Linked DNA regions of Homo sapiens: all the other regions are linked to region 1. A link is a contact called in ENCODE Hi-C or POLR2A ChIA-PET data. All regions are on one chromosome and are shown on one strand. The core of a region is the stretch at or near the end of the contact, and the rest is flanking DNA. Distances in the headings are between cores, read along the strand shown. Region 1 has its middle 12 kb from the start of DLX3. Region 2 holds the start of PDK2 (pyruvate dehydrogenase kinase 2). Region 3 holds the start of SAMD14 (sterile alpha motif domain containing 14).

Region 1 (2,700 bases), core at 158-2,657:
GTCTGTACTACCTACAAGCTCCATGAGGTCAGGGATCTTTTTTTGTTCATTGCTGAATGCCAAGAGCTTAGAACATTGGCTGGCATATGACAAACACTCAATGAATACTTGCTGAATAATTTAATTAGTGTGTATTTTCTTGGTTTTTATGTGTTCTTGCAAAATATGTACATGTATTTTATGTAAACATAATACATTTTTCATTTATTCATTCGAATGCAATATCATTCTTACATTTCTCCTTCAGAACTATATTTCTAAAATCTATCCATGTTTCTATGTTTTGTATTTTGTTACTGTGGTGAAGTACTCCATGGAGTATGTCTACCACATTTTACCTCTCCATACTCCAAGAATGGACGTTCTCCCTGCTACCATGAGTAACATACAATGAACATTTTCATACATGTTCCTTGGTGATCTGTGTGAGGGTTCTACCAGGAGCAAGACTGCTGGATCATGAGGTATGTATGTATCAGAGAGTTCAGAAACAGATGCACATTTCAGCCAACATGACACTAATAAGTTTTTGAATTTTTACCAATCTTACAGTTGTAAAGGGCTACCTCATGGGTGTTTTAATGTACATTTCTCTGATTACTAGTGAATCTGAGCATCTTTTCCTATATACACAGGGGTATATAGGTAACATCCTGAAAATTGCATGTTTGAATCTTTTGTCCTTTAATTAGGTTGCTATCTTTTTCCTTATTAAATTGCAAGAGTTTATACATAGTCTGAATTTTTCTACATATTCTTCTGTTTATTTTAGATATTGTGAACCTCTTTTCTCATTCTGTATACATCTATTCATTTTGTCTATGGTGTCCTTATTTGAATTGAAACTCTTAATGTTAACATAAAATTTTTCAATTTTTTATCTTTAGAGATTGAAGACACTCCCTACCCTAGATTACAAAGACAGGACACTGCATTTTCTTCTATTTTATACTTTCACCCTTTTTTTTTTTTTCTGAGATGGATTTTAGCTCTTGTTGCCCAGGCTGGAGTGCAATGGTGCGATCTCAGCTCACTGCAAACTCTGCCTCCTGGGTTCAAGTGATTCTCCCACCTCAGCTTCCCAAGTAGCTGGGATTATAGGCACGTACCACCACACCCAGCTTATTTTTGTATTTTTAGTAGAAATGGGGTTTCACCATGTTGGCCAGGCTAGTCTTAAACTCCTGACCTCAAGTGATCTGCCCACCTCAGCCTCCCAAAGGGCTGGGATTACAGGCATGAATCACCATGCCTGGCCTTTTTACCTTTCAGATTTAGAACTTTCATTCATCTGGAGTCCACCTTTGTATATCGTATTAGGTAAGGATCTAAACTTTGTTTTCTTTCTTTCTTCTTCTTTTTTGTTTTCGTTTTTGAGACAGAGTCTCGCTCTGTTGCCCAGGCTGGCGTGCAGTGGTGTGATCTCGGCTCACTGCAACCTCTGCCTTCCAGCTTCAAGCAATTCTCTTCCCTCAGCCACCCAAGTAACTGGGTGGCAGATGTGAGCCACCACGCATGGCTAATTTTTGTATTTTTAGTAGAGATGGGGTTTCACCATGTTGGCCAGGCTGATCTTGGACTCCTGGCCTCAAGTGATCTGCCCACCTCAGCCTCCCAAAAGGCTGGGATTATAGGCATGAGCCACCACTCCCAGCCTGAATTTTGTTTTCTCTGAGTATCTATTAAACAATCTATCCTCTCTCCCATTGATTTGCAGTACACCCTGGGTCTGTGGCTGAACCCTTGATTATATGCTATTACTCTATTCGTTCTTAAACCAATCATTATTACCATGCCTTATGGTATGTCTTAATATCTGCTAAGTCCTCCCTCTTTACTCCTTGTTAAGATTGTCTTCGATATTTATTAATATTTACTTTTTCAAATAGATTTTAGAATCATTTTTTAAAGTTGACTGCAAAACCAAAATAATTTTTACAAAGTCCCTCTATAGATCAGTTTTGGGGCAATTGACATCTGAACAATATTGAGTCATTTGTCCTACTTTCTACACTTATTCAGGTGTTAATCTCTCAGAATTTTTTTTGTAGTGTTCAGAGGACAAGGTTTATACATGTTTTAAGCTTATCCCCTTGTGTATTCTGTTTTTTGTTTGTTTGTTTGAGATGGAGTCTCGCTCTGTCGCCCAGGCTGGAGTGCAGTGGCATGATCTCGGTTCACTGCAACCTCCGCCTCCCGGGTTCATGCCATTCTCCTGCCTCAGCCTCCAGAGTACCTGGGACTACAGGCGCCCGCTACCACACCCGGCTAATTTTTTGTATATTCAGTAGAGACGGGGTTTCACCTTGTTGGCCAGGATGGTCTTGATCTCTTGACCTCGTGATCCACTCGCCTCGGCCTCCCAAAATGCTGGGATTACAGACATGAGCCACCGCACCCGGCCCTGTTTTTATTCTAAGTAGTATTTTCTTTTATCTTCAATTTCCTTTTTTTTTTTTTTTGCTAGTCTATTGAAATATATAATATCTGACCAAGTGTCCTGTGACCTTGATAAACTCACTTATTAGTTCAGTAGATTTTTTATAGATTACACATCCAATCATGTTGTTTGTAAATAAAGACAATTTTCCTTCTTCCTTTGCAATCTGTAAGCCTTTTACTTCTTTTTCTTGCCTTATTGTACTGACTAGAACCACAGCATAATAGAAATGGTCAGAGTGAACATTCTTGCTTCAGACC
Region 2 (2,739 bases), core at 60-2,559, 88 kb before region 1:
TAATTAGGGTGCAGTTTGTGGGGACAGCTGCTGGGGGCTAGGGGTGGGCCCAGGAGGCTTTCCTACATGGGGGAGGCTCAAGACTCAGGCAGGGCAGGGGTGCAGGCAGACAAGTCCTGAGGAACAGGTGCCTTATGTCTCGGCTGCCACCTCTCTGTTCCCGTCCCATCATTGACGCAGCTGCAACCCAAGCTAGGCACTATCAACTCAACTCTTGAGAGACTGCCCCCCACCCCCAGTCCCCAGCTGGCACCATGGAAATACCACATAGACAGACAGGGCCCACACAATGCCCATTTCAGCTGCCACGTTGGCACAGCCTCCCTCCTGCCCCAGGGCCACCCCCAGGTTGCTGGTAGTGGGCGATCCTGACCTAGCAGCCCTGGGGCAGCCAAGGGAGGTATAGGCGGCTTGACTCCACATCACGGTGCCTGGGGCCCCTGCCCAGCTGGGGAGAGGCTGCCAGGCCGGAACAGATTTGATCTTCAAGTGTCCTTGCCCACTGGGGCAGCTAGGGTCCAGCTCCTTCTGTGGGTGGATGTCTACCAGTCAGGGCACTGTCTCCCAATGGCATCTTCTGAAAGAGCCCCCTTCCCCAACTGCCCCTGGCTTAATCTCACCCTCTGCCCAGGGGTGTCTGACCCTTCATGCCCAGTCCAGGTCTCTCTACAGATGGCTGCACCTCTAAACCCTGCCTCCTCACTCCCACCAGCAGACCCCCGGTTTCCTCTGGTGGGAGGAGGGGCCCCTACTCCTCCAGTCATGAGGACAACTCCCATTAACCCTTTCGCGTCTGGATACCACCCTACTCCCTTCCTGCAGTAACATCACAGCTTCACTGCCCCTTACTCTTCAAGACCCTTCATGAGGCCCACGAAGAAACCTCGGGACCGTCCTTGTAAATGCCCCCCATTCCCATCAGCAGCCCCGTCGAGAGGCCCCGGCCGGTTCCTGCTTCCCCATTAACTCTTTCCTGCCTGTACCTTTCCAAACAACCCTTCTCTGTCACTCGGGGCCTTTCTTCTCCTCCGTCCCCCTAGCCCCCGGCTGCCCCTCCCAGCGCCCCGCCGGCCTCCGCTGCCAGCCGCCTCCCGCCCACTCCGTACCGAAGTCCAGAAACTGCTTCATGGACAGCGGGGACGGGGAGAACTTGCTGAAGTGCTCTATGTACTTGGGCGCCCCTGCCAGGGACGCATTCTTCAGCAGCGCCCACACCCAGCGCATGGCTGCGGCGGCCGCGACTTTGGTTGTGGTCCCCGCGCGGGCAGCGCTCGCGCACCTTTCGGCCCAGCGACGCGGTTCGGCCGCCTCCTCCCTACCCTTGCCCTGGCGGGCATTCCAACGCCCAGCCAATCGGCTCGTCATGGCGCCTCGACGTCGCCAATGGCCACTCACAAACAACTCCGGGCGAACCAATAGCCTTCCGCCCCGGCACGTGGCTTCCCCCGGGCCCGCCCCCTTAACCCACGCTTTGCCGGGGCGGCCTGTTGTTTTGGGGAGGCCGCGCCGAGTTCCCACCTCCCCTGTGTTCACTCCTCCCTTTCCTCCGCGGGGCGAAGCCCGGGTTAACCCCTTCCTTCCCAGAGCCCCGCCAGCCCTTTCGCTTCCTCTTCCACGCCTGCCTTTCCCTTGCTACCCCCTCGCATCTCCTTCACCTGCAGGCTCCTTTTAACCCTTCCTTTCCAGAGTTGTCTAGGTAGCTTTCAACCAATCCCTTTTCTCCAACTCAAAGGTACCTGTTTCACCTGTCATGATCGTTACCTATCCTCCCTTAACGGGTCTTGGGGATTCCCAGTCCGGATGACAGTGACCCAGACTGCGAATATTTGCAAAATTCGGAACCAGGGTGCAAGCCTATACGAATCCGTCCTGTATATATGCAGCCCACCCGCTTCCACAAAGATCCAAGCGGCTCAGGAAAAGGCGGAGTTTGCTTTTCCAACTGAAAAACATCCAGAGTAAAAACCATCACTACTAGTGGCGGTGGAGGCAGCAGCTATCGTCCATGCCAGTTAACACTTTCATTTTATTATACAGCTCATCTGACCGAACATAAAGCCTTGGACATCTAGCGCGACCACCTGAGAAAGCCACCTCCTTCGCACCGGGCTTCCTTAGAGCAAGATCCCAGGAGGTGAAGTGTCTCTGGGAGGCCCGGAGCCCGTCCTTCATCAGCGGCCCAGCTTCTCTTGGAGAAAATGTGACGCGCCCTCTTGTGGCCGAATGTGGTATCTCCCATCGTGGGTTTAGGGCCCGACCCGCCACTTTGATGCTTTCTTTGCTCGGTGACATTAGCCTAATACGTGTTAGGCTTTATGCTGGGAACAGGGAACACAGACAGGATCAAGAAATGGCCTTTTTCCTCGATGATTTCATTTCTAAGTTTCAGAGATAGCTACATAAGTAAATAATTAGCTATAACTGAATGTGATTGTAATACAGACCTCACAGAGCAAAGCTTCACATATGGAAGGGCCTCTTAGCTGGATGAATAATAAGCTATATGCCAGGCACTGTTTACAGGCATTATCTCATTTAATTCTCTATTTTATTATTCTTAGCCTCATTTCATAGATAAGAAAACCGAGACTCAGGGATCATTCTCAACTGCAAATCTGACCTTATTACTTCCTTGCTCACAGCCTTTCAATGGGCTATTTTTTTTTTTTTTTTTTTTTTTTTTGAGATTGAGTCTCCCTCTGTCGTCCAAGCTGGAGTGCAGTGGCACAACCTTGGCTC
Region 3 (2,700 bases), core at 1-2,500, 120 kb before region 1:
CTGACTAATTTTTGTATTTTTAGTAGAGACAAGGGTTTCACCATGTTGGCCAGGCTGGTCTCGAACTCCTGACCTCATGTAATCCACCCACCTTGGCCTCCCAAAGTGCTGGGATTACAGTCGTGAGCCACTGCGCCTGGCCTTTCACCACTTGCTCTTGAGCAAAGCACTTTCCTTCTTCTAAGTCTCTGTTTTCTCTGAGGCAGTGGGTAATGGAAACACCCACCTTGTGGGTTTATTGTGAGGGTGACAATAGATGATCTGAGAGCGCCTGGCACCTGCCAAGCTGTGACGTGCGGTAGCTGGTTGTGGATCCCTACATTGCCTCCCTGGCTGGCCTGCCACTACCATCAGCGCACTGGGTCCAAGTCTGATCTCATCCGTCCCCACCCCCACCTGCTCCAGGGCTTCCTGCCTCAAGCCAAGGTCCACAGCCATCCTAGACCCCTCCTCCCTCACCTCCTAGTCCAGCAGGTCCCCAAATCCTGTCAGCTTCTTCGGTGTCAGCTTCTTCAGGCCTGCATCCTGAAGGGCTCTCAGCTTAATCTGTAATCTTTATGCCCACTGCCACCGGCCCTCAATAGCCTCCAGCGGGTCTCCCTGCCTTCAGAGTGCCCTCTGTAACCCTGTCTCCAGGGGAGCCAAGGGTGCTTCCTAAATGCACACCTGAGCCCCTCCCTCCTCTTAATTTTGTGTGTGTGCGCGCGCGCGCGTGTGTGTGTGTGTGTGTGTGTGTGTGTGGGCGGCGGGGTGGGCGGCTGGTAGAATAAAGTGCAAGCCCCCTGCACCTCCCCAGCTTCAATTTATCTTCCCCTCTTGCCCTCCCACCCCCAACACCCCCTGGCACTTCCCTACCCTGGCCCGCAGTTGTAGCCAACACATCACATCCTCTGGGAATCCCCCAGCCCAGCTCCCGCCGCGGCCGCCTGGACCCAGGCCGGGCCAGGGGTGCGCTCTCCCTTCCGGCAAGAAGTGCCCTCTGTTAGCTGGGCCCATGGCGCCCAGGCTCGTGAGGGCCTCCCCACTCGTCTGAGCCCCCGACTGGCCCACTGGCCTTGAGCGCAGTTAGGGGGCGGGGGTTCTGTTCACCGCTGTCCCCTCCAGCCTCGGCGCCCCGGCTGCTCGGCGGACGTTTGTTGAATGAATGAACTAATCGGGAGCCCTGATGGACCCGGCAGAGGAGGCGGAAGCCCCGTGGGTCCCGTGGCGGGACCGCCCCGGAGCCGCTCCCACCCGCGCAGACTCCGGTGCGCCGCGTCTCCCGCGGGCAGAGAAGTAGCTGCAACTCCGCTCCCCGGCCCCAGCCGCCTCCTCCCCGCCGCCCTCCCCCGCCCCCGCCCCCTCGCTCCCTCCCGCTCTTTGTCTCCTGGGCGCCCGGCTTCTCCGCCACGCGCCCCCCACCCCGACGCCCCTTCCCCGGAGACCCCCGCGGACCCCTGCCGACGCGACGCCGCGCGAATCGGCCCTGCCAGGCGGGGGCCCCGCGTCCGGCCAGGCCTGGCGGGCGGCAGGGGCGGGGAGGGAGGTGGCGCTCGCTCTTCGCTCTTCTCTCTCTCTCTCTCTCTGTCACACACACACACACGCACACGCACACGCACACACACACGGAGCATCCTCCCGTCAGGTCTCCTGGTCCAGCCCCGCCCGCGCCTCCTGCTTCCAGCGAACCTGTTCCCTCTCCCCACATCCCCCGCCCTCCATCTCCCCCGGCTCTGGGACCCTTCCCGCCGACCTCACCCCCACCCCCGGGATGGAGCGGCTCGAGCCCGCCCGGAGCCCCCCGCGGCCGGGGTGACGGTCCCCCCACCCCTCTCCTGCCCGGCCCCCGCCTCGAGCACCATGGGCCTGAGGGGTTCCCGGGGCGCCAGACGCTGAAGATGACCGATGCCGGAGGTGAGGGGCCGGGCGCCCTGGGGTGGACCGGGAACTGGGGCTAGGGCCACTCGGGCCCGCGGTGGGACCCTGAGTGGGGTTGGGCAGGGCTAAGCGACAAGGGCCTTTCTTCCCCTATCCCTAGGGGGACCGCACGGGGCTGGGGTGCCGGGCTGTCAGGGGAGGGGGCGGAGATAGGATTTATGGCCCTAATCCCCTCCCTCCCGCCCGACGCCCGGAGAAATTAATAAAAAGCTGGTGTGGGGGGAGGGGGAGAGGGCTTAACTCTTTCTTGCCCGGCGGGGAGTTGTGCTGATGGTTTGGAGAGAAACTAGCCACCGGGCTCTGACTGGGGAGAAGGGCTCTGAGAGTGGAGTAGGTGCCCTGTCCCCAACCTCACCCCATCTCCAACAGTGCTTTGAGGGGGTGCCCGACTCCTGAGGACTACCCCAAGCCTGGGGCCAGTGGACGGCCGGCGATATGGGAAGGGGGGACCACCTCTCTGGCTCCACAACTGCCTCCCCGACCGCTAGTCTCCTTTCCCATCCACCTCTTCCCGGCCTCTCCCAGTTGCACTTCTCTCTGTCGCTTTCTCCTCTTCAGGGGCCCTTTCCTATCGCCTGCCCGAAGGGCTTCTCCCTTCTCTCCCACCCTCGGGCGTCACTTAGAGCGGCGGAAGCCCTTGTTCCCAGTGCCAGTTCCCGTGGCCCCACTCTCGGTGTGATCTCTTTCTTCTCAGCAGCCCTGTGGACTCTCCGCCAGTTTGTGTGTCTGTCTCTGCTTCTTCCTACTCCTCACTTCCTTCCGCTCCCGCTCCCGCTCCCTCCC

The links. Hi-C counts contacts between places; a loop is a spot of excess contacts on that map. ChIA-PET counts read pairs that join two places held with the same protein, here RNA polymerase II (POLR2A). Pooled maps may share reads with other maps.
Region 2: a loop to region 1 is called in a map with no recorded cell type, with 4 times the contacts of the local background. The contact joins the promoter of PDK2 here to the enhancer-like site in region 1. A Hi-C loop is called at or near these places in 3 of 168 maps with a recorded cell type or tissue (IMR-90, PC-9 and endothelial cell of umbilical vein), 8 of 37 single-sample maps with no recorded cell type and 12 of 50 pooled maps. POLR2A ChIA-PET finds 5 or more read pairs at or near these places in 6 of 52 experiments (Panc1, T-cell, activated B cell and 3 more).
Region 3: a pooled map shows a loop between it and region 1 (2.7-fold over the local background). The contact joins the promoter of SAMD14 here to the enhancer-like site in region 1. A Hi-C loop is called at or near these places in 1 of 37 single-sample maps with no recorded cell type and 2 of 50 pooled maps. POLR2A ChIA-PET finds 5 or more read pairs at or near these places in 3 of 52 experiments (Caco-2, WTC11 and activated naive CD8-positive, alpha-beta T cell).

Annotation. Positions count from the first base shown.
Region 1 is chr17:50,006,223-50,008,922 of GRCh38, reverse strand. No RefSeq gene overlaps it. Among named protein-coding and RNA genes, the nearest start is that of DLX3, 12 kb to the right of the region's middle. RefSeq lists an enhancer at 1,061-1,140. Within about 2 kb of position 1,407, at least 3 of the 41 ENCODE cell types and tissues checked have a DNase peak (open chromatin) inside an H3K27ac peak, as active enhancers do.
Region 2 is chr17:50,093,921-50,096,659 of GRCh38, reverse strand. It overlaps PDK2 (pyruvate dehydrogenase kinase 2), which reads right to left and starts at 1,309. Exons shown (of 11, transcript NM_002611.5): 1 at 1,107-1,309. The coding sequence starts at 1,224. It overlaps LOC124904024 (a long non-coding RNA gene), which reads right to left. Exons shown (of 2, transcript XR_007065837.1): 2 at 2,007-2,318. RefSeq lists enhancers at 1-393, 394-909, 1,941-2,150 and a silencer at 1,441-1,560.
Region 3 is chr17:50,128,710-50,131,409 of GRCh38, reverse strand. SAMD14 (sterile alpha motif domain containing 14) reads left to right here and starts at 1,250. Exons shown (of 10, transcript NM_001257359.2): 1 at 1,250-1,893. RefSeq lists silencers at 1,155-1,234, 1,475-1,534.